Linked DNA regions of Mus musculus: all the other regions are linked to region 2. A link is a loop called in an ENCODE intact Hi-C map of the cell type or tissue named here. Cell type or tissue: heart. All regions are shown on one strand. Links, peaks and the distances in the headings refer to the core of each region. The heading gives the core; the rest is flanking DNA.

Region 1 (8,170 bases), core at 1,591-6,590, 57 kb after region 2:
ACGAAGTGAGGGTGGTGGAGTGGGGTTGAGGAAGTGAGAGAAGACAGATTGCCAGGAGGAAGAGGGGGCAGATGGTCTGCAGTGTAAGGGCAAAGATTCAGTCTGTTTGTGGCACAGAGCCGAGAGGTCAGCTGGAAAGTGAGGCTTGGGTCAGAACCACATCCTGCCACGGCTCCCAGCTGAGGCCTAAGATGGGCTCCTGTAGGAAAGCTGCACTGGCCTCTGTGGGACACAATAATAAAGACACGGATGTTCCCAATCTACCCCAAGGGGCTTTGAGAACAAGACAAACAAACAAACCCAACTGTTAGGATCTGCCCAGGACCTCTAAGACCAAGTTCTCAGCACATACCTTAAAGGATTTGCCCTGGAGGGGCAAAGGGCAGGGAAGAAGAGACAAACAGGAAATAGAAGATGAGAGAGAAGGGGACAGGGAGAGGGGGCAGGAGTATTTGTCCTAGAGGGACTGCCTTAGGATAGAGAGAAGACCCATGTGGTCCACAGGCAAATGGCAGTTTATAAAGGTAAAATGGGATTTAAATACTTCCAGAGTCAAATGAGCCACAGAGAGTCAGAGGCATCTTTTGTCCTCAATCAGCCAGTATTTGAGACAGTCTAAGAGCTCTTCCTGTCTCAAACTCCTTTCCCACTGGTGACAAGGCATATGAGAAATTCCAGCCCTTGGTAGGCTGAGATTACAAATTCTACGCAGCCGGATCCCAACCCCAACTCATTAAAAAATAAATAAATAAAAAATAAAATAAAATAAAATAAAAATACAAAAAAACCACCGACCAGGGAAAACTGCTTTTCCCCCATTGATAGCTGTCTGCTGGCTATAATCGACTGCTGCAGAAAGGCGAATTGCCCTCCCAAGCATTCTTCTCTCCAGTCCGACTTGAAATTTGCCAGATGAGATCTCGCCCTTAACTGGACCCTGTGTCCACAAAACCACAAGTACCTCTTGTGAAGTAATACTTTTCACAAAAGAAAACCCCAGCATTTTTCTCACACACCACACACGGGTGTTCCATAGCTACTCTCTCACAAGTCCCAGAGGGAGATCTCTGGCCTCATTTCCCCAATCAGGAGAACAATACTTAGGAGCCAGAGGGTTTATCCACAGGCACAGAGCTAGGGGACAGCAGGGACAGCCCCTGACTCGGTGTCATCTGCTGCTGATACTGTGGTCTCTGCTCCTGCAAGTGAAAGACTCCGAGAGGAGCCCCTCGCTCAGGCCTCAGGACAATAGCGGACACCCAAGAACTCACGACAGACCGAGCTTGTTGCAAACCACATGAGGCTTTATTCGGGAAAGCCAGAGCTCTGGGGACAACTCATATCCCACGCAGGGGTAGAGGAGTCGACCTCGAGAGGAAAGAGTTCCCAGTTTTTATAGGCCCTCAGGGGGGAAAGGAGAAGGGGGAGATTAGGGGATTTCCAGATCTAAACAATGTCTATTCTCAAGAAATGGGTATGGGAGGGGTACAAGGAAAGAGTCTAATGAAGGTGCAGCAATGGGCACACACCTGGTCAGAACATTGGCAGACACACAGGTTCAAGGAGTGGCCAGAGCATTGTGCACCTCTATTTTTCTAAATCAGTGAAGCTAGTTCTGCTAACACTGACGTCTATCTTGCCAATTTCAGGGCTTCTGTGTCCTTTTACATTCTGCCAGGATCTTTCACAAGCAACTGTGACAGACAAGGCTAGGATGCCCAGCTTAGAGTAAAGAGCTTAAGAACTGGGACAAGGACATGGAGACCTCTTGCCAAGCTAAGGACTGGCTCCAGCCAGTTAGACCAAGGCCTGAGAACTCTTCTCAGACATTTTTGCTCCTTCACAGTTTTATCTCCAAATACCTTTCAAGAGACCCTGAGCCTCCACAACACTAATATTTACTGAGCCTTTGGCGAGGGCCGTCTTCCCACAAGCTATGAGAATAGGTCCTGAAAAGACCTAAGAAGCAGGAAGCTCTGTCTGTCCCTTACCCTATACAACGGGAGCTCAGAGGCTAGCCCAGCCCTGGGGCTCTCCCCCAGAAGTCTCAGGAGAGTCTACTTGCACATGAACATCATTATGTCTGTAAACTTTGTTGCTGACGGGAGAGATAGTAGAGACATTCCAAGGCGATAGAACTGATGATCTTTGAGACAAGAGACCAGCAGAGCCAGAAAGTAGTGGGTGATTTTGATTTTACAAAGCAGAGGCTCAACACTTCTGCCCCGGGGCCCAGGACTGGGCCTGTTCAGAGGACCTGAGCCCTTGCCCCGTTAGAAGTGTTCTGATCCTTCTTCACAGAACCTCTTCACACAGCTGGGTGTGGTGACCCGTACCTGTCACCTTAGCACTTGGGAAGAAGAGGCAGGAAGATCATTGTGAGTTTGAGGCCAGCTCAGGCTACTTAGTGAGACCCTATTTCAGTACCCTCACCTCACCTCACCTCACCTCACCTCACCTCACCTCACCTCACCTCACCTCACCTCACCTCACCTCACCTCACAAAACAAAACAAAACCACCACCAGCAAAACTTGCCGCAAACCACATAAGTTCCCCAAAAGCATTGGCAGGCTCTGCATGAGCACGGTGCTCCTTAAAGCCTATTCCTTTTTGTTTGTTTGTTTGTTTGTTTGTTTGTTTTTTCGAGACAGGGTTTCTCTGTATAGCCCTGGCTGTCCTGGAACTCACTCTGTAGATCAGGCTGGCCACCAAAGCCTATTCCTGATAAGCACTGCCTGCTGCTCCCTGTGAGGGAAACTCTGCGGGGCTTTGGGTCTTGGTGGCAGCTTGGGGGTGGGGGGAGAGGGAGGTAGGTCTACCTCTCCACAGCACGACGTGAGGTTACCCTGACTCTGATGTGTTGGTGGGGTGTATGGGTGGAGGTAGGGAATGAGGAGGAGGAGGAAGAAGAGGAGGAGAAGGTGGAAAATGTTACTTGGCCTCCGAATACTAGCTAATTCAGTGACAGAAGCTCCGGTCTTGGAGGAAAACTTTTAACTCCTCAGCAAACAGGCAGACTTTGCCAGTGATGTGGTGGTTTGAATGAGAATGGCCTTCTTAGGCTCATCTATTTGAATGCTTGCTCCCCAGCTAGTGGTACTGTTTGCAAAGGAATAGGAAATGTGGCATTGTTGGGGGATGTGTGTCACTGAGGGGTGGGCTTTAGGTTTAAACAAACAAACAAACAAACAAACAAACCGGAAAAGCAGGGCAGTCCTAATGTTCTCTCTCTGCCTGAAACTCGGGAATCAGATGTGGGGTCCCGGCTACTGCTCCAGCACCCTGTCTGTCTGCCTCCAAGCTCCTGGCCTTGGTGGTCATAGACTAACTCTCTGAAATTGTTAGGAGTTCTCTCTAAGTAAATACTTTCTCCTATAAGTTGCCTTTGTCATGGTGTTTCCTCACAGCAATAGAGCACTACGTAAGACGTGTTGTCGATATGACTGGCATTTTTAATTTTAATTTTTTAAGGATTTTTTTTATTTTGCACGCATTAGTTTTTTTGCCTGCATGTATGTCTGTGTGAGGGTATCAGATCCCCTGGAACTAGATTAACTAACACGTGTGAGCTGCCACGACGGTGCTGGGCATTGAACCTGGGTGCTCTGGAAGAGCAGCCAGTGCTTTTAACTGCTGAGCCATCTCTCCAGCCCCTGAATTTTTATTTTTAATTGATATATAATTGAACAGTGTGGTTTTTTATTTTTATTTTTTTTATTTTTTTTTAATTTTCCATTTTTTATTAGGTATTTAGCTCATTTACATTTCCAATGCTATACCAAAAGTCCCCCATAGCCACCCACCCCCACTCCCCTACCCACCCACTCCCCCTTTTTGGCCCTAGCGTTCCCCTGTACTGGGGCAGTGTGGTTTTTTAAAGCTGCATTTATTTGTTGTGTGGATGTGGTGTGCCGGTGGCAGAGGAGGACTGATAGGAGCCTTTTTCCTTCCACTGTCAAGATTCTAAAGATACAACTCAGGTCGGCAGGTGGGCAGCAAGCCGCTTTTCTCTGAGCTGTCTTCCCAGCCTAGTACAATGTCGTAATAGCTGGATAAAAGCCTGCACTGGGCAGATCATGTTAGCATGCCCGTCACCTGAAACATTTGTCATATCTTTACGTTGGGAATATTGAAAGTCCTTTCTTGAGAGTTGGGGTAAACTATGGGTTTAGCATATACGAGGTCCTGGGATTACTTAATCAATAAAGTAGTTTTTCTAGGTCTTTAGGAGAACTGTGTCTGGCCCCGTAGGTGACCCGGTGAGGCTGCTCTGGCTTAGCTTGGACTAAAGCCGCTTGGTTGCTCAGCAGGCTGCACACTTTAGCTACCAGATGGTTAATTCCCTCTAGCTGTGTCTCTCTAGGCCAACTACTTAAAATGAGCCTGCATTTACTCCGTTGGGTAAGAAGAACAGGACTTAGAAGATACAGCCTTCTGCTCTAGAAACAGAGGGCGCAGAAACTGGAGGCAGTGACTATATTGCTTCACCCTACAGATAACAGTGCAGGCGCGGGCTGGGGCTAGCGCGCCCCCTAGAGGCCGGTCACGGGAACCGGCTGCTTCCTAGACCAGGCCTACTAGAAAGTTTCAGTGCACCGTAGGCTAGTGAACAGCTTGGAAAATGGGGCTACTTAGATCCTGTAAAGCCTTTGACATCCTTTGGGGGGGGGGGGCAGCGAAGATCCTGTCGCCATTCGCAGATCCTCAGGCTGCTGAACTGACCATCATTGGCTATCCTGAAAAAAAATAAAAAAAACTTATTTGTTTAGCCCACATTTCCTGAGTATCCAATCTACTGTGTGTAGGTCTCCACGAGGAGACTCTGAGAAACCCCTCACCCAGCTTTTGAAAGTGTTCTCACTCCTCATACTCTTACATGGCAACTATTTTATAGGCTGAATCTATCTCTCCAGCCCAACAGTGCTAGGTGTGGTGGTGCTTGACTTTAACCCCAGACATCGGAGGCAGGAGTATCTATGTGAGTTCAAGGCCATGCTGGTCTACATACAGAGGCTTCACCCAGGGCTACATAGTGAGACTCTGTTTCAAAAACAAAAACAAAACAAACAAAGACAACTCGTGGTTACAAGTTCCTCGTTTGGTGACCCGGAGTCAACATTAAAACTAGCAGTTTAGAAAAGTTGCTCTCAACACAGAAGTGGATGCTCACAGTCAGCTATTGGATGGATCACAGGGCCCCCAATGGAGGAGCTAGAGAAAGTACCCAAGGAGCTAAAGGGATCTGCAACCCTATAGGTGGAACAACATTATGAACTAACCAGTACCCCGGAGCTCTTGACTCTAGCTGCATATGTATCAAAAGATGGCCTGGTTGGCCATCACTGGAAAGAGAGGCCCATTGGACTTGCAAACTTTATATGCCCCAGTACAGGGGAACGCCAGAGCCAAAAAGTGGAAGTGGGTGGGTAATGGGGAGGATATGGGGGACTTTTGGGATAGCATTGGAAATGTAAATGAGGAAAATACCTAATTAAAAAAAGAAAAGAATCTCGTGGTGTAGTGGCCTCCACAACCCAGGAAGACATGTCTTCCTGTCATGTAGACCAAGGAAAGGAGACCACATCTGTCTTGAGTGCCACACCTGGATCCAGTTCTACACACTTCTTTTTTGTTTCAGGTTTCATTGTTGTTTTTTGAGACAGGCTTTCTCTATGTTGAGCCTTGCCAGGCCTGGAACTTGCTATATAGACCAAGCTGGCTTTACACTAACAGAGATCTGCCTCTGGCCCCACCCCCAGCTCTGGAATTAAAAGCATTGTACCACCACCCTGGACCCTTCCCCCCTTTTTTAAATTCTAGCATACCTGTTCTTACATTAGTCAGAATCAGAGAACTTAGGACAACACTCAGCAGAAAAAAAGTGTTTACAGAAGACAAATGGGGAAAGACCTGCATGGAAAGAAACAGCAGGGGTTGGGAGGAGTATGGCCAAGGAGATGCCTGGAAAAGATGCTCAGGGCAGAAGAGATGTCCTGGCATCCACTGGAGGGGAAGACTGTACAACCAGTACCAAGGGATGTGTAACTCACCATCAACTTACATAAGGCTACAGAGAGAGAGAGACCCTGTCTCAAAACAACAACAACAACAACAACAATAACACTCCAGCAAAACTGAACAGGGACATCAAACCAGCTCCACAACTGTACACTCGATGGTTGTGCTTGAGGTGATGATCAATCGTCTGATTATTTCTTCTCCTTATCCACAGACCTTGGGAGAAGAACACTGCTGTCAGCCTTCTTGGGTCGCATGCCTTGTAAGCAAGACACAGTGAGGTTCTGAGCCTACTTTTATGTGAGGCAGAAGGAACAGTGAGTTCGTGTCTTGGCTGACATCTGCCTTTGTTGCCTACCCGCCCATCTATGACCCTCCTAGAAAGACTAGAAGAATTCAAATTAAGAGAAATTCTTGAAGAAAAATTTCTGTTGTTATAGAACGGTGAGAGATCAGAAAGGCTGTAGAAGAAACAAGGAATAATCTGCTCCAGGACTATTCTCTGCTTGTTTATTTATTGGTTTATCTGGGGGGGGGGGTTGGATGCCACTGTGAGTGTGGGGAGGTCAGGGGTCAGATTGTTCCTTCCACCATGTGGGTCCTGTGGCTCCAGATTATGCTCTGAAGCTTGGTGACTGGCGCCTTCACCCAGGCTGGCCTCAAATTCACAACCAACCTCCCTACCTCAGTCTCCAAAGTACAGAGATTACCCGTGTGCCATGTGCCTGCATGCAAAGCGGGGGGAATTAAGATTCCAAAGGAGAAAATTCTGAAAGATTGAGAAGAGAAAGGGAAGAGGACAAAAAGAGCACAGAAGTCAGACCAATAGGAACTGATTCTTTGGTTTTTGGTTTTTTTTCTTCAAGACAGGGTTTCTCTGTGTAGCCCTGGCTGTCCTGGAACTCACTTTGTAGACCAGGCTGGCCTCGAACTCAGAAATCCGCCTGCCTCTGCTTCCCAAGTGCTGGGATTAAAGGCGTGCGCCACCATCGCCCGCCAGGAACTGATTCTTAACTGTAATTATTTATTCATTGTACACAGCACTGCCCCACGTGAGAGCACCTTCACACCTGCCTGTATTATACAGCGACTGTATTCCCCACTTGTCTTCTCTGCCCTCTTCCTCCCAATAGTGCCCACCCTGTGTCCTTTTGTTTTCCTTCTACTTCCGTGTCATATATGCATGTGATTTTATATACGGACATAAAATCTAAGAACTACAAACCAGAAGACACATTCCATACTTGAGTTCCTCAGAAGGGCTAGGATTCATGTAACAGGATGACCTCCAGGTGTACCCACTTGCCTGAAACAATGTAACTCCATTCTCCACATTCACTTTATATCAGTTCCTCTGTTGTGGGGCACCAGTTGGTTCCAGAGCCCAGCTGTTAGGCATGGTGCTGCAGTCAACACTGGCATGCAAGGAGACGGTACATGAAGTGCTAACTCTGAGATCTTTGGCCATGGCTGCACCATATAGGTTGGATTTTTGGGAACTTCCATGATTTCCACAATGGCTTGGCTGTTGCCTGAGGCCGTGTCTAAGGCTTCCTTTCTGTTTACATTTTATCAGCATCTGTCCTGCATTTCCTAATGACTGTCATGCTGACTGAATGAGAGGGGACCTCAAGGTACTTTATTTGCACATCTCTGATCATTCATGAGGTTGGACTTTTGTATGCATTCATGTGTGCACATATATTTGAGTATATGTGCACGCACATGTGTGGCTGTGTAGAGGTCAGAGGTTGATGTTGGGTTTCCTCTTTGCTCTATATCTATTTTCTGAGTCAATGTCTCTCTCTGAAACTGGAGACTACTTATTCAGATAGTTTGGCTGATGAGGGAACTGCCAGCATCTTCCTATCTCTGTGCAACCCCCAAGGCTGGATATGCAGGAACTCACCACCATGTCTGTTTTTTTTTTTTTTTTTTTTTTTTTTTTTTTTTTTACCGTGGGTTCTGAGAGTCTGAACTTGTGCTCTCGTGGCAGGCACTTTACCAGCTGATCCATTGTCACAGCTCCCAGGTTGTGTTGATTTAAGACAACAACTGATTCGGATTTTCAAAATATTAAAGACGAAATTAGCACCGCCAGCCTCTATCTTTATATCTTTTTTTACTTTCAAAACATGGGCATGATACAA
Region 2 (8,170 bases), core at 1,959-6,958:
GCTTTTAAACCTCAAAGCCCAACCCCAGTGACACAATTACAAACTTCCTCCAGCAAGGCCTCACCTCCAAGTCCTCCTACAGTTCCACCAACTGGGGGCAACCACTCAAATGTACAAGTCTATGGGGGTCATTCCCATTCAAACGAACAGTTTTTTACTTAGTTGTTATTAATTATTGACAAATATGCCCTATCCAGGCCATCCAAATAGCTCAGTGGGTAAACGCACTTGCCACCAAGCCTGGCAACCTAAGTTTGACCCCTACCCAAGAAAGGAAACAACCAACTCCTGTAAGCTGTCCTCTGACTTCCCTAAGTATACTGTGCCACATGCACCAAAAAAAAAAGGATGAATAAACAAAAAGTTAGCTAGGTAGTGGTGGCACACACTTTTCATCCCAGCAGATCTCTGTGAGAGAGGCTAGCCTGGGCTACATACAGAGTGACTTCCAGGACAGCCAAGGCCACACAAAAAACCCTGTCCCGAAAAAACAAACAAACAAAAAGTCATATTCTTGAGGTTTATGCACACCCACGTGCATAAGCAAGACAAGGTTACCTTGGGTTCCAGCTTCCTGAATGTCTGTTTTAGAATCATTCACTAGGCAGAATATTTCTATACCAAAAAAGAAAAAAAAAAAAAAAAAAAAGCAACTTTCTTTTTGAAAAAGCTTCAGGATCAATGCCTTACATGAAAAATGTCTAGTACAGAGATACAAAAATCAGTCCCATTTCTTCTTCACTTGTCTTTCTAGGTTGGCTATAAAAATCCGGTTCCCTTACCCAAGCTTCAATCACTATCAATGATAATTTAGCTCCTCCACTCCTACCTGTGCATGCAGGCTCACTTTATCATCTGTGAACTTTACACACAAAAAAAAAAAAAAAAAAAAAAAAATGAGGAAGGAAGGAGGATTAAGAGGACGAGCAAAAGAGATGAGAAGAGTCATTAAGTCAAGTTATAACCATTATGTCCAGTCTTAATTTTTGGGAAAATCCCTTCTTACAGACAACACTTCTTGCAACACTATCCAACCAGGCCAACTCCATACATTCTGTCTTTACCCTTTTCCATGGTTTACTCAGAACACCATCTCACTCTTTGCTCTGAATACATTTCTTAGATACCCCTACTAAGCAAAACCTTCCGAGACACTTTGCCGCAGCATACATATTCTCAGACCGACAGAGGCCATCTAGAAGACTCAGATTCACCCCTCACGTAATCATGCCTCTGTCGCACCTGTGACTGTATTTCTGTCCATCTCAAGTTTGATGCATACTTCCTGTAAGATCCACTGCTTCATTCTGTACTCAAAGCCCTCATATGAAGTTACTCTTAACAGAACATCTTAGTGGTCTCTCTCTCTCTCTGCAACCCTCATTCTACTCACAGCCTTCAGGAGAATGCTGCCTTATTTTCCTTGTAGCAGTCACTTGGCAAATGAATGCTCATATGTGACCAGCACATTACAGAAATATGGCAATTCTGTATCAAAGTATTTTTTTCTCTTGTAAAGGACAGTGCCACATTTAACTCATAAGGATTAAATGAGGCATCAAACTCTTGGTATAGCAAACCAATATTTAGTTCTTTGTGTCTGCCACAAAGAATGACCATTTGAATGCCTATTTCATGTCCTAGTTGTACTGACTTGGAAATGAAATGCTGTCAATAAAATCAAACAGAATGGCTTGGCAACTCTACTGTCTTTTTCCTGTATTCACAAGCCACTTGTTACCTTCTACTAAGCAGCAACTATCTGCTGTGGGTCTATTACATGCAGAAGTTCTTATAGGTATCAGTAAACAAACAGGACACAATACTCAAGTGAATCATGACAAAAACTTACACCAACATTCAGGAAGGGAAGAATATACAAGCAATACCGGTATCCACATAAACTATTCAAGTTTTTGCTTACAGTAATAAAAGCCTCAAGAAAAATTACTGGTGGGCCAGGGTGTGGTGGCCCATGCCTGTAATCCCAGCACTTGGGAGATCAAGGCAGGATTTATTCTCTGTGCTTAACCAGCCTGCCATGCAGTAAGGCCCTGTCTCAAAAAGAAAACAAACAAAAGGCAAGAGAGATGAGACTACACACACACACAGAAAAATTACTGGTAAAAAGAGATCAAAACTAAGTCTTATCAAAAAAAAAAAAAAAAAAAAGACTGATGGCTGTTCCATTTGCTAGGTTTCACTTTTGTTTGGAAGTAATTTTCAAAAAGAAACTTACACGTGATCAGGACAGAGATGGAAGGCCTATAGTCTCACTCAAGTGGGAATTCCACAGATATTCCCCCAGGTTTTTTCCAATTCACACTTAACTGTGTAGCCCTGAAAAATGGCCCAGCTTCCTCTGCTTCTTAGCCAAACCAAACCCTGTATTTACTAACTAGCCTCTTACCAAAAACTATTGGACTATACAAATCATATTCCCTACTATTAGAATAGAGAAAAGGGGATGGGCTTAAAACTATTTCCCCCATCAAATCCAGAGGTTGGGTCCCAGTGAAGTTTGTGCTATTACACTTCATTGGTTTTAGTAGGAGCAGTGAGACCTCTAGCGCTACCTCAATAAGCAGAGTTTGCAAATAGTAGCTGCTAATGTCACCTTAATGAGACAATGGCAACATGCTGAGTAGCAGCAAACTGAGTGACCACAATGAATGTTTACAGTTTTGCAACCACTTGGAAAATCTACTAGCTTGGTGGCATGTGGTATATACAAGGACGTAGGAATCTTATGTATCCAATTTATTTCTGCAAAACAGGTGAAAGAAATTATTTTCCTATTATTCACACTTCGACTCCAAGACGAGCTTTAAAAAAACAAAAAACAAAACACAACAAACAAACAAAAAAAAAAACCCAAGATCAGAGGTCTGCACAACCTCCTTCCCAAAGCTTCAACACAATAGATGGTAAACTATTGTCCACCTTTAGCTCGCTCTAAATGCCAGCAGTCACAGGGGTATGAGCTGCAACAGCTCGGGAAGACTGGTCCAAAGGACCGCACTGGAATATAAGAAAATGGTCTTGGCGCATCCTACCCTCCCCCATCCACCACCCTCAAACAAGTCAGTTACCCGGCTGGTCCCCACCCCCCTCTGAGGGCTGCCACCGCCCGCCTGGGCCCGGCTCGCACAAGGTAAGCGCGGGGACCGAGGCTCCATGTGCGGCAGCGCGGGAGGCTGCACCGGCTGCGGACACGAGCGGCGGCGCGGCCCGGCCCCGGCGGTGCGGGTGGCACGCGGGCCGGCAGCATCCCGGTCCGTCCTCCCGCGCGGCCCGCGGACCCCGCCTCGGCTCCACATCCCTTCCCCTCCGACGCCAGGCCGCGCCCGCGCAGCGGGGCCGAGCGCTCAGTGGTCCCAGGTGCCGCGCTAGTCGCTCAGAGGGCGGCTGCTGCCCGGGCCGCGGCGCCCCGAGGCGGCGGCCAACTCCGACTGACCGCCAGCCGGCGAGAGCCAGCGGCCGCGGCCCCCGCCCCTCCCCTCCCAGCCGCCCGGCCCGGCCGGCCCCGGAGCACACTCGCCTCCACATCGCGGCCCTTGTTCTTGAAGCTCTTGATGCGGTGGTTCTCCAAGCCGGGGTTCTCGGCCATGGCTGCGCGCGGCTCCGGAGGCGTCTGCTCCTGCGGCGGCGGCGGCGAGTCGAGCGGGAGGGGACGAAGGGGGAGGAGCGCGCGCTCCGTGACGCCTGGAGCGCGAGGTGGCCGCGGCGCGGGGGCGGCGCTGAGGAGAGGCGCGCGCCGGAGAAGGCCAGGGCGCTGGCCTGCCGGCTGTCGCGGTGACCCTGCCCTCACCCCTTCGTAGGGCCTCCCCACAGCCGCTAGTCATGTGCTAGAAATGGAGCCCGACCTAGTCGCTTTTACCGCCACCGCTGAAGCGGGGCGGAGGGCGGAAACTACAGTTCCCAGCATGCCAGGCGCGGGTCTGAGCCACGCCGTGAGAGGACGAGAAGCATGCCGGGAGGGCTGTGCGCGCGCTTTCGGCTCGGCGCTCTCTGAGCGCGGGCTCGAAGCCCCACCTCTGGGCGGGGTGGTGGGCGGGGAAACTCTGGAGATGGCACCTTGCGGCCTATCGGGAGAGAGAGGCGGAGCTTCGGGGGCGCACCTTGCTCCCTACAGCTTGGAAAATTAGAAAAAGAACGGCCACGCGTGCTTTGCGCTTTTGGCTTCTTTAGGGTCTCCTCAAATAGCAGCCACCCTCAAACCCTGTTCTTTTGCTCTGCTTCGGTTTTATAAATAGCACGCTTGTTTCCACTCCACAAATACATGTGAGTGTGATGTGTGTGTTTATGCTTGCTTCTTGCACCTCTATTAAACTCAATGAGAACAGAGACATTGTTGGTCTCAAAAATCTGTCAGATCAAAACAGTAACTAGTAAATTCTCATTAAAAAAGAAAATGTGTTCTAGTATCCCCTGATTTCTCCAAGCATCCTTGTGCAGCCTTCACTTTGGCAGCCCTACCTTTCTATGACCCCATGCCTTAGTCCACCTTAACACACAATGTAACCTTCAGGCAGTTAATCAGACCCTAGGGCTGCAGACTCCAGACTGCCATCTCCCTTTAGCTTCTCATTGGAACAATAACAGGTTTTGGTTGATTTGGGTTGGTTGGTTGTTTTGTTTTTTGTTTTGCTTTTGTTTTTACAGCAGGTGGACTTTATTTGATTATTATCTGAGACTATTACATTTCAGAATTGTCTTAATTAGGGTTTCTATTGCTGTAAAGAGACACCATGATCATGGCAACTCTTATAAAGGAAAACATTTCATTGGAGCTGGTTTACAGTTCAGAGGTTCAGTCTATTATCATCATGGCAGGAAGCTTGGAGGTATGCAGGCAGACAGTGCTAGAGAAGGAGCTGCGAGTTCTACATCTTGGTCCGCAGGCAGCAGAAAGGGACTGTGCCCCAGGAGGGACCTAGCTTGAGCATAGGAGACCCAATGCCCACCCCATAGTGTCATATTTCCTCCTAATACTGCCACTCCCTATGGGCCAAGCAATCAAACACATGAGGCTAGGAGGCCATTCCTATTCAAACCACCACAAGAATCTTCTGCCAATATAAGCTTATGTGAAGTGTTATGCTACATACGATCAAAATAAGCCAGGTCAGAGTTTGGTAGAAATATACCATAAAGAACTCAGTTAAGACAATCTTCAGAAGAAGAGGAACCTGAAAGTCAAGAGCTGGCAGCTGAAAGACCAAGCTATCACCCAAATGTGTTTTGTGAGTGGCTGGTTATGGTCAATTGATAAGTACAGAAAAGGATTTAGACCATGTTTGCCCTACTGGAGTATGGTCTACTAATGCCAGAAGTGTTTTCTCGGGGAAAAAAAAAAACGAAAACAAAAAAAAAAAAACATAAACCTGCATTTTAGTCTCCGTATTTTATTTTATTTTTTGTTTGTTTGTTTGTTTGTTTTAACTATTTTAATTGTACTCCTTACCCACTTCAACCCCACCACACCACACCCCCTTTTCCTTTCTTTTTCTTTCATTCTTAAAATAAAATTCGTCCACATTTTTCACTGGACTTCAAGCCCTCAGTGATTCTGGTCTGACCACTCATTTGAAGGAGACAAAACAAAACAAAAAAGTACATAAAAAACCTCACCTGTCACTTGGCATAAGGATAATGGCTCAGTGTTCAGTGGTGGAACTTTTTGTTTGCCACTCTTAATTGCCTTGCTTGACTAAAAGAAAAATGTTCGCTGTTGCTCCACTTCGATTATAATTTGGCAGGTATTCCTTTGTTGGCTCACCTGATCCTCTCTGCCACTTCTCTTAGCATAGCATCACACAAGTAGGACCTTTCAGCGAGTGCTTCCTAAGTTCAAGACATCCCACTAATGCTAGAATTCCCAGGTAAACAGAACAGCATGGATGCTGCCTCCATCCCACTTCTTTCCCAAAAGAAACTAGTGATAAAGACGAGTAATGAGTCCAAAAGGGTGGCAGGCTTGAGAAAGAATCTCAGGGCTTATGCAAGATGACCTTTCTGACATGCCAACTGTGCAGGCTTCTAATGTTTGTGAGTCCCCAAGCAAGATAGCAAACGAAAGTCATGTTGAAGTACTTAAAATCTATGGAACAAGCTAACAAACTTGAATAAAAATGTGACTCCAGACGGACAAATGTACCTCCTTGTAAAGGGTTTAAATTTAAGTTTCCTGACTTCTTAAAGTTCTGTTTCAGAATGCCACCGTGTAGACCTGGATTCTGGCCCAGTCAGCAGCCTGAGAACAATGTCCCCTGTGGGCATTTAATCTTCACTGTCAACTAGCCTGGACTTAGAACACCTAGAAAATCCGTAAGGCACACCTCTGAGTGTGTCTGTGAGGATCTGTACAGAGAAGGGAAGACACATCTTGAACTGAAGATGGCATCTCACTGTCTGGGAGTCCCAGGAGGGAAAGGGGCAGAAGAGCAGCCGCCTAGCTCCTGTGTTTCCCAGTTTCTCTGCTTCCCATGTCTGCTTCTGTTTTATTTCATTAAGAACACATTTGTATAGCTATTTCTGCGCTGATTGGATTAAATGGATTTTTTAAAGAGAGGAAGAGGAAGAAGAGGGGGGGAGCAAGAGAGGGGGAGAGGGAGAGAGAGAGAGAGAGAGAGAGAGAGAGAGAGAGAAAGCAGGGTTAGGTGTTGGAGTCCTTGCAGAGAGAGTAAGAGGGGAGAGGTGGAGGTTGCTACAATAAAGATACATTGTTTGTATGTGTGAACTTGTTAAAGAAGATATAAAGAAAAGGTATTCTTTTTAAAACTTTTTTTTTTTTTTTTTTTTTTTTTTGGTTTTTCAAGACAGGGTTTCTCTGTATAGCCCTGGCTGACCTGGAACTTACTCTGTAGACCAGGCTAGCCTCTAACTCAGAAATCCACCTGCCTCTGCCTCCCAAGAGCTGGGATTAAAGGCGTGCACCACCACGCCAGGCTCTTTTTTAAACTTTTGAGATTCAAATTAGACCTGAACTTTATCTTCAGACCCTCAGTACTCTGCAGACCCTACTGGACGGAACACACTAAGTTTAAAATGTCATACAAATTGGGCATAGTGGTACAGGTCTGCAATTTTAGCTTTTTGGTTGTGGAGACCGGAGGATAATGAGTCTGGAGTCAGGCTAAGAATAATAATGAGTTAATTAAAATTGAATGATAATTTAATATCTACATATTTTTATTTCTTCTATCAGAGAAAAATGAATTGTCTCAGAGAGACAAGATTCCAAGCTTACGCCCATTAATTGACCCTGAAGATTCTTGATTCCCAAATCATTCCTGACATTTAATTCTGGAACATGTTTGGCAATGTCTGTACTCACACAAGAGGGAATCTGTCAGCTGTCTAGATTTGATTCTTCAGAGCACTGAGGCAAAACTCATGCCACTGTCCCCCAGTTCAGCTCAGAAATAAAACCCATGTAAGTTCTACTTCAACTTAGGCATTCCTTCAGATCAGCATCAAAAGCTGAGGCGGGGGGGGGGGGGGGAGCATTGTGGAGCAAGTGTTCAATGAGCAGCCCCGGAAGAAGAGTGCACTCTAGTTAGGAATGCCAGCAGCCAGCGGCACAAGAAGGGCAGATCCTTTAATCAACCCCTATGACAGCCTCCGCCCTCAAACAAGCAGGGCAAGTGCTGAGTGACCTAAAGCTCCTGCTATGAAGCTCACAGAGCGACTAAAGTCACTCATCGGTGGCCTGCCATCCCCCGAGGGATGACGCGGCTACTCTTTTTGTGCATTTTCATATTCAAGTCGACAGGATTTTCTCCCCAAACCCAGGACACAAAACTGTTGTGGAAGAAAGGAAAGATCAAGAGAGCAGCAAGAGGACATATGCCATCCAGGTTAGTTTTTATTGCTAGTTTGCCATACCTAGAGTCACCTGAGATGAAGATACCGTGATTGAAGAATTGTCTCCCTAGTGCTGAGATTAAAATTGTGCCACCATGCGGAGCTTCAAGGATTTTCTTATACCATCAAAGACAATGTCTTGGTTAGGGTTACTTTTGCTGTGATGAAACACCATAACCAAAGCAAGCTGGCGAGGAAAAGGATTATTCGTGCGTGCTTCCATATTGCAATCCATCATTGAAGGATGCCAGGACAAGAACTCAAACAGGACAAGAACCCAGAGGCAGGAGGGCATGCAGGG
Region 3 (8,170 bases), core at 2,180-7,179, 270 kb before region 2:
GGGCTTTGAGACCCTTCTCCTAGCTGCCTGGAAGACCGTCTTCTCCAGCAACCTTCAGATCAAGATGTAGAGCTCTCAGCTCCTCCTGCTCCATGCCTGCGTGGACACTGCCATGTTCCCGCCTTGATAATGAACTGAATCTCTGAACCTGTAAGCCAGCCCCAATTACATGTTGTCCACATATAGTTGACCTGGCTATGGTGTCTCTTCATAGCAATGAAAACCCTAAGACAGGGAGGAAAGGGTCTATTTGGCTTACACTTCTGCATCACTGCTCATCCCCAAAGGAAGTCATTGGGAAGTTCATCCGCAACTGGAACTCAGGCAGAGCAGAAACCTGGAGGCAGGAGCTGATGCAGAGGCCATGGAGAGGTGCTGCTTGCTGGCTTGCTTTCCCTGGTTTGTTTGGCCTGCTTCCTTATAGAACCCAGGACCACAGCCCAGAAATAGCACCACCTACAATAGGCTGGGCCCTCCCCATCAATCACCAATCAAGAAAATACCTTATAGCCAGATCTTATGGAGGCATTTTCTCAATTAAGTTTCCCTCTTTCAAGCTAATCCCAGTTTGTGTGTCAGCTGGCACAAGACTAGCCAGCACAGGGAGGGTTAGGAGGTGTGGCTTGTTGGAAAAAGTGTGTCACTGGGGGGTAGGTAGGCTTTGAGGTTTTAAAAGCCTGTGCCAGACTTTAGTCTCTCTCTGTGCCCCACTCTTACCATGCTCCAAGCCCTCCTACCTCCTGCTTGTGGGTCAGATGTGGGCACTCAGCTACCTGTGCCATGCCTACTTGCTGCCTTGCTCCCCTCCATGATGTTCCTCCTCTTCGCCCTCTCTTTTCCTCCCCACTTCCTCCTCTTCCCCCTTTCATCCTCCTCTCCCTTCCTTCTCACTTTCCTCCTCCTCTCCCTCCCACAGCCCCCCTTTCCTTCATCATCCTTCTCTTCCTTCCCTGTTTCTCCCTTCCTTGTTCTCTTCTCTTTCATTACCTCTTATCCTTTCTTCCTCCTTTCTTCATTCTCTCCTCCCCTTCCCCATCCATTCTCTTCTTTCCTCTCTATCCCTCTTTTCTTCTGCATTTTCTTTGCTATTTCCACCCTTTCTCCCCTCCATTTAAGCCCCCTTCTTCCCCCTTTCCCCCTCCTTTCTCTCTCACCCTGTTCCTCTTCCCTCCTTATCCTCTTTTCCTTTTCTCTTCCCTTCCTCTTCCTTTATCTTTCCTTCCTCCTCCTCCTTCTCCCTCCTTCTGTACTTCCTCATATCCCCTCACTTTATCCTTTCTTTCTTTCTTTCTTTCTTTCTTTCTTTCTTTCTTTCTTTCTTTCTTTCTTTCTTTCTTTCTCTTTCTTCCTTTCTTCCTTTCTCATCTCTTCTTCCTGTTTCTTACAATGTGAATGTGAAAGCAGATGTCATATATGTTGACTCCGGGTCCCTTTCTTCAATGCATGGAGCTATGTAAGCTCCACTTCATTTTCTTCAAGCCTCTAATTAACATTTGCTCTGAGGGTGGAACACTTCCTTCATTGTGGATGGCCTTTAAATGGTGTGTCCTGCTACCTGACTTTACAGGGAGGGATCGTCTATCCCTCATCTACTTGCTTATTGTTTCTCTCCCTTCTTTGTAATGTAAGCATAAAATCAGCAGCTTTATTTACTTTTATTGCTTGTTACAATGCATATTTCCATGATCCCCACTAGTGCCATCTCTCCTGCCTGGGAGGAGCTTGCAGGGTGGAGCCAGGCCTGCCTTTATTGTTTCCAAGCTGCGCGATTTTCAACTTGTGAAAATCACTTTTCCCTTCAGATTCATAAAGATCTTCACTAAAGATGGAGTGCCCCTCAGTAGAATATGCATTGCCCATGTCCATGTGTGTGCATAGGTGAGTGTAGAGGCTGCAAGCTTATGTGGCTTGTTTTCATCCTTTATTTCTTCATATATTTTGAGAAAAGGTCTCTGCACTGAACATGGAGACCACTTATTGGCTAGACTGGCTGGCCGGTAACCTCAGAGATCTGTCTAGTTCCACTCCTTCCCAATTACAGACACCAGGCTCAGCTTTTTATATGCAAGGGTGGGGAATCTTAATTCAGATTCTCGAATACATGGCAAGCATTTTACCCACTGACCCATCTTCCCAGCCCCGGATTCCTAGTTCTCTGGACTCATCTATTTATTGATGGCTTCTGTCAAAATAGTCATGCCATTTATCTTTGCAAGGTGTGGTGGCACATACCTTTAATGCCAGTACTCAGGGGGAAGAGGCAAAGGGGTCTCTATGAATTCAAAGCCATCTAGGTTTATGTAGTGAATTCTAGGCCAGCCAGGGATACATGGTGAGACTCTGTCTCAAACAAACAAACAAAAATAATAAGTCCCTTGTGCATACAAAAAGTAGACCAACTCCCCCCCCCCCAACACACACACTGATAGACTAATGACTATCCTGTTGCTATTTTGCTACTTTGTCCTAGTCATCTGCTAGCTGTTCAAGTTTACCTTTGCAGTCTTTTGAATCTTATTGCTGCCTGCCAGTCAATATGTAACAGGAAATGTATCATTGTGATATGACATGTGGTCACTGCCCTGCTGCCTGCCTTTCATGTCTCTGGCTCCAAACCTTGACAGCTGTTCTTATCAACTTCTTTAGAGTTTCTGTGCTACCTAAAAATATTGAACAAGAAAGGGGAAAAACAGCTGAATACATGACCATGTAGCCTATCCTAGCACTTAAGGAGGCAGAGGCAGAAAAATCCTGACACTTCAGAACCGCCTTGTGCTTTGTCTCAGCAAACAAAATGGAGAACATATTTTAATACGGTGGTACACATAGGATAAGATTTACCTTCAGAGTCCTTTTGAATCGTGCAGTTCCATGGCATCACAGTCATGATATTGTGCAACCACCAGCAAGTACATGTCCAGAACTCTAGCTGGTAAAATTGCAACCAGGCCTACCCAAACAGTTGCTTAGGATACGTTGTCTCACTCTTTGGGTGTCCTTGTCATTCAGGGGTGTATCCAGTTGGGATACAGTAGCTTCAGTAGATTTTATGACTATTATCTGAAGAAGCTAGTGACTCCTCGGCCTAGGATGCCACTAGCTCTGGCATCTCTCCTGAGTTCTGATCTGCATTTCCCATGAGTAATGACATTGTGTGATGTATCCCAAAGGCATTCTGCTCTAGAGGTTCAAAGCTGCCTCTGATCAGCCTCCTTGTGGGCTGACTCTGCTTCTCTTGTGGCATGCCTGATGGCTGAGGTCAGTCCTTCCTGTCAGGGCTTCCACTCCATGCCTAGGTTCTATTGTTACAACATCCTGCTTGGTGCCCAGAGAAAGATCTTATAGGAAGACAGAGGAAGAGGGATGCATTCTGAACTCTGAAGACATTTAACCTGAAGATTTGTCTTGGGGTCTGGGTGGTACATGTCACATTACAGGTGCTAGGCATGGTGTTTGGGAGGGGCTTGGAATGGGGGGAATCTCACTTGATAGACAAAATCAATATTTTTTCCTATTTGTTGATATCCCAATGCATTCACTTGTATAGGCTTATCTAATTTAAAAATCAAGTATTTGTCTATCGGGGTTTCTAGGCAGGATCGTTATACTGAGTTTCAGTATTTTTCTCTAATTGATGAAACTGACCCGTTCCAACAGCGAAAGGAAAGCTTGACTAACATTATGGTCTTCTAAGGAGCTCTCGGGGTAGTTTTTACTCCTAATGATGAATCCTGACTATATGGAAGGGAGCCAAGAGAAGTGGTAATTAATATCATTTTAAAAGGGTTAACTCTAAAATGGAGTTTTTAGTACATGAGAATATTTCAAATAACAATCAGGCGTTTACTATTACACCAAGTAGCTTTTGCGTGGCTGTAATAGATGAGGGGTTTGGTTTTTCTATTTTCATCAGGATCTGTGAGAAGTTAAGTGGAAGGAGGTACCTGGGTGTAGCATGTGGGGTTGTGCGGCTGCTTAGTATAGTTGGGTTAGGTTAGGGCCAGGCTGCTCTTCAGCAGTCACTTCTGAGTGGAGGGCTCGGGAGAGGTGTGGCCTGGAGAGAGCCACTGGAGCTGCTCCTTAGTGAATAGACTGGGAGAGAAGGGGTGGCAAAAGCCGGTCCCAAGCATCCTTGCAATCGAAGGGCGCTCCTGGGAGGGGCGTGGCTTGGAGACCGGCGCAGGGCGGTCCTTAGCTGCACGGGGGAACGGGGCGGGGTCGAGGCGGGACGTGAGTCTCCTCAGAACAACCGCAGTGTGCGGGGTGTGTCAGAGGAAGGCGTGGCCTAAGAAGGGGGCGGGTCCGTCCTTTGCCATCCACGAGAGGGGCGGAGCCGAGGCGGGGCCTGAGGCTCCTCCAAGAACAGTAGCGGCCCTTAGGGCGCGTCTAAGAAGGCGTGGCTACGCGGAAGGGCTGCTCCGCAGATAACGGTCCCAGGGCTGCGCATGCCTGCGGGCGACGCCTACATGGCCCTTTGCAGCCCCGAGCGCGCGGCGCGCTAGGGCTCGCTCCTCCTCCGCAGCGGCGCCTTCCTCTGCCCTTCTGCGGGCTGCGGCAGAGCGCTGCGGCGGTACAGGCCTCTGCCATGAGGATCCCCGCCTCAGGGCCAGTGGCGGACCTCTCGGAGCGGCAGGGCTGGGCGTGAGGAGGAGGCCTGGGGAGCCCGCCATGGGGGACAGGTGACGAGACCCCGGGCGGGAGGGTGGTGCCGCCCGGCCGCGCGCGAACCCAGCTGACCGTCCGTCCCTTTGCCTGTCGCAGGTGGGTCCGCGTGACCGTGCTCCGCGGCTGCGTGGGCTGCAGGACCGTGGCGGTGCCGGCGACCGCTACCGGGCGGGACCTCAAGGAGCGCATCTTCGCTGAGACCAGCTTTCCGGTGGCGGAGCAGCGACTGTGGCGCGGAGACAGGGAGGTAGGTCAGCGCCAGGCCTGCCTTCTTAGATGGGCGCAGTCGCCTACTGGCGGCAGGAAATTCACCGGCTCCTGTCTGTCACGGAAGACTGATGCTCAGATGAGTCAATAGAGCTTTGTAAAGAGTTGGAGCAGAATGGCTGGAGCGTGGTTGTGGGTTGTAGGTTTTGGTTTGTTTTTGTTTTGTTTTGTTTTTTGACTTTTTTTTTCTTTTGCACTTACAATTTCCACATTTGTGAATCTTAACTGCCTAAAACGAAGACACGTATTTTGATGGGCATTGTGAACCAGGGAGTTTTTAAAATTCACAGACATCACCATTGATAGAACGGGACCATCATTTATATTTTTCAGTTTCTAAGTTTAACAAGAATGGTGTTTTTAAAATAGCCAATTCTGGAGCCCTTCCCACTCTCTTTGTGGTCCTGGGACTGAGACCTATGGCTTTGCATGTGCTAAGCAAATTCTCTACACTAATTTCTTTGAATCACAGAAATTTACAACTGAAAAGGGTCTTCAGACATAACTTAATCCCCAAAATGTTATTTTGAGGAGAAAACCTGAAACTTCTGAAGTGCTAATGAACGGCTTAGTCTACCAATACTTAGGAAAATGAGAACATTTTTACATGTTCAATTGTATTCTTAAATGATGGGGCAGACGCTACAGTTTTCTTGAAAGGGAAGCTTAAGCTTTATTGGGAATGATCCTGTTCTCTAATTTTAGTATCTTTCCTTTCTTATGTGATAAACATCATCGTTTCCAGGCCTTAAAAAGTCAAATAAAATCACAGGAGTTACTTGAGTGTCATGGATGGCGTTTCTAGTTGGGTTTCCATACTGCTTAATTCAGAGCCCTCCAGGGTGGTCCTGGCTTTTTATCCACTGGGTAGCTTTTCTGGTTTCCTGCACATTAGACAGATCTCTGGTGACCTGCTCTCAGGCACCTCTACAGACGGGTCATTTCTTATCATATTCCCCAGGGGTGTTTGCTGACTCGAAGACATTGGCTTGCCCCAGGAGTTGAGGCAGACCTGCAGAGGAACACACTGTTATTGCTTTCTTTGTCTGTGACACCTTCATTCTTACCCGCCTTTATGGGTTTGCTCTTCTGTGTCTATTCCCACTTTACTCCTGGGTCTACTTTGTTGTCGTGTTCCCTAAATGCATATGGTAACATGACTCAGTTGTAGCTCTTGACACTGGAATAGTTTCTTACAGGTGCCTGTGCAGGACTCAGATTTGGGGTGGTTGAAGTGGTCATATTGTTTGGATTGGGTGGTTGGGAGGTGAAAGAGATCCAGGCCCATCACTGATCTGGTCTGAGGTCATGAGACTATGGCTGTGAAGGTGAAATTGAAAGCATGGGGACGTGAGAAGGCTCAGTGCTGTGCCAGCCTGGCAATTGAACTTAATGCTGGAGCCCACGTGACAGTGGAAGGAGAAAGCCTTCTCTAAGACTTGTTCTCTGACCTTCACAGGTGTGCCCTCATCATATACCCATAACACAGTATGCACACCACACACACACACAACCACACAACCACACACACATATCAGACACAATACACACATACACCACACATATACATACATACATAACACACACACATAACCACACACATACACACACCAGATATACACATACACATACCATGCACACACCACACATATGCACGCATATCAGATACAACACACATATACATATACACAATCCACACACACTACACACATACCATACATACACACCACACATGCACAGACACCACACACATACACACACCACACACACATACACACACCACACACACATATCAGACACAACACACACATATACATACAAACACATACCACACATACTACAAACATACCATACATACACACCATGCATGCACACACATACCACACACCACACACACACCACACATACCACACACACACACACCACCACCACCAACAACAACAGCACCAACACCAACACCACAAACTACAAATAAGCAAATGAAGGGATATACAGGGCACTTTGTAAAGGACAGAATTGTGGCAGTTGGTGCCACATGGACCTAAAGGAAGGAGCGAGGAAGTAAACTAAGGCAGAAGGCTTTATAGGCATGTTTGCAAGCCTGGAACCAGACCAGGAGAGCAAGGGTTTCTTAGCAGATGACAGAGGCAGCTCATTCTGGAACAAGTGTGGCAGTCAGTTTGCTTTTAGATGTGGTTCAGCTGATGGTGAGACACAGAAGGAATTAGGAAAATGCATATAACGGAGAAGTGGGTGACCCAGATCCTGCTTGCCACCACCATGTACATGTAACTGGGGCCAAATTCATGTGTCAGAATTGCTTTCCCATTTGAAAGTCTGGTCACTGCTAAGGTCTGTGACTGTAAGGACTGAAAGTCAGCTCACAACTGCAGATGGATTCAGAAAGAGAGGTCAGGGCTAGAGATAGGTCGTGGCTGATGCTTAGCAGTTCTCCCTTTCTGTATCTGGGGAGTGTGTGGGAAGAGCATCACTGAGCTCCTGGGCCCTGTTCTATGATCTCCACACCCTGCTGAGCTTCAGCCGCTGTGCTCTGTGGCCTCTTCACCTACCACCTCATTTAATGCTCTGAAGAAACAGGGTGTCGGCATTCTCTTCTCAGGCGGACTTTCCCCTCTTTACCTCTCAGTCCCTGCTGCTTAGGACTTTCTAGATTGACATTATTAAATTCTGAATAGTTTAGTGTGAGAGGCAGATGATAATAGATAGTAGATGGAGATTTAGCTTTTCTCTTTTAATTCATCACAAGTGTGTCATGTCCCTCCCCGACCCCCCAGATTTTGACTCTTGAGCATCTCCCTGTGTCATTGATATTTTTTAAAAAAAAAAAGAGGTGTTGGGTGATCTGCTGAACAGTTATATTATCATACTGTTTAATAGAGTCACTGTTTGGTAGTAATTGAAATGCCTATCTCCGAGGTTTGTAAGGGAGAATGAGGCTGGCTGGCGAGACGAAGCTTCTAATGATTTGATACTCGTTTTCAAAACATTGAGACGGGCACTTTGAATAGAAGGTACATTGCATCTGGGGGGAATAGGTGCATTTTCTTTCCTTGGTTGCAGTATCCAGAAGAGAAGGGAAGAGAGCCTATACAAACCCCCAAATCTTGGCACACTCCATAAGAGCTAGTGCTGCTGAGGATGTCTTACAGCCAGCTTGCTTTTTAGGCATCTCACTGCCCTGTGATAGATAGCAACAGAGATTATAGTCTACCAGATT

Evidence for each region. Peaks named below come from ENCODE experiments on the same cell type or tissue, not always from the same donor. Only the 100,000 strongest peaks of a DNase experiment are listed, where the experiment ranks them.
Region 1: it touches region 2 in a loop (4-fold over the local background); 11 of 42 quality-filtered maps call a loop at or near these places.
Region 3: a loop joins it to region 2, with 2.4 times the contacts of the local background. A loop is called at or near these places in 4 of 42 quality-filtered maps.

Annotation. Positions count from the first base shown.
Region 1 is chr14:61,493,869-61,502,038 of GRCm38, forward strand. 4930556J02Rik (RIKEN cDNA 4930556J02 gene) reads left to right here. Exons shown (of 3, transcript NR_045714.1): 3 at 6,235-6,514. Among named protein-coding and RNA genes, the nearest start is that of 4930556J02Rik, 5.3 kb to the left of the region's middle. In heart, for the core only: a CTCF peak has its summit at 4,528 (motif pointing left); a DNase peak (open chromatin) is centred at 4,533.
Region 2 is chr14:61,436,182-61,444,351 of GRCm38, forward strand. It overlaps Kpna3 (karyopherin (importin) alpha 3), which reads right to left and starts at 3,766. Exons shown (of 17, transcript NM_008466.5): 1 at 3,542-3,766. The coding sequence starts at 3,610. In heart, for the core only: a CTCF peak has its summit at 2,583; a DNase peak (open chromatin) is centred at 3,890; H3K4me3 peaks cover 2,460 bases; H3K27ac peaks cover 1,513 bases.
Region 3 is chr14:61,168,537-61,176,706 of GRCm38, forward strand. Sacs (sacsin) reads left to right here. Exons shown (of 10, transcript NM_015788.2): 3 at 4,762-4,912. Among named protein-coding and RNA genes, the nearest start is that of Sacs, 34 kb to the left of the region's middle. In heart, for the core only: a CTCF peak has its summit at 4,953; DNase peaks (open chromatin) are centred at 3,245 and 4,305; H3K4me3 peaks cover 1,981 bases; H3K27ac peaks cover 1,395 bases.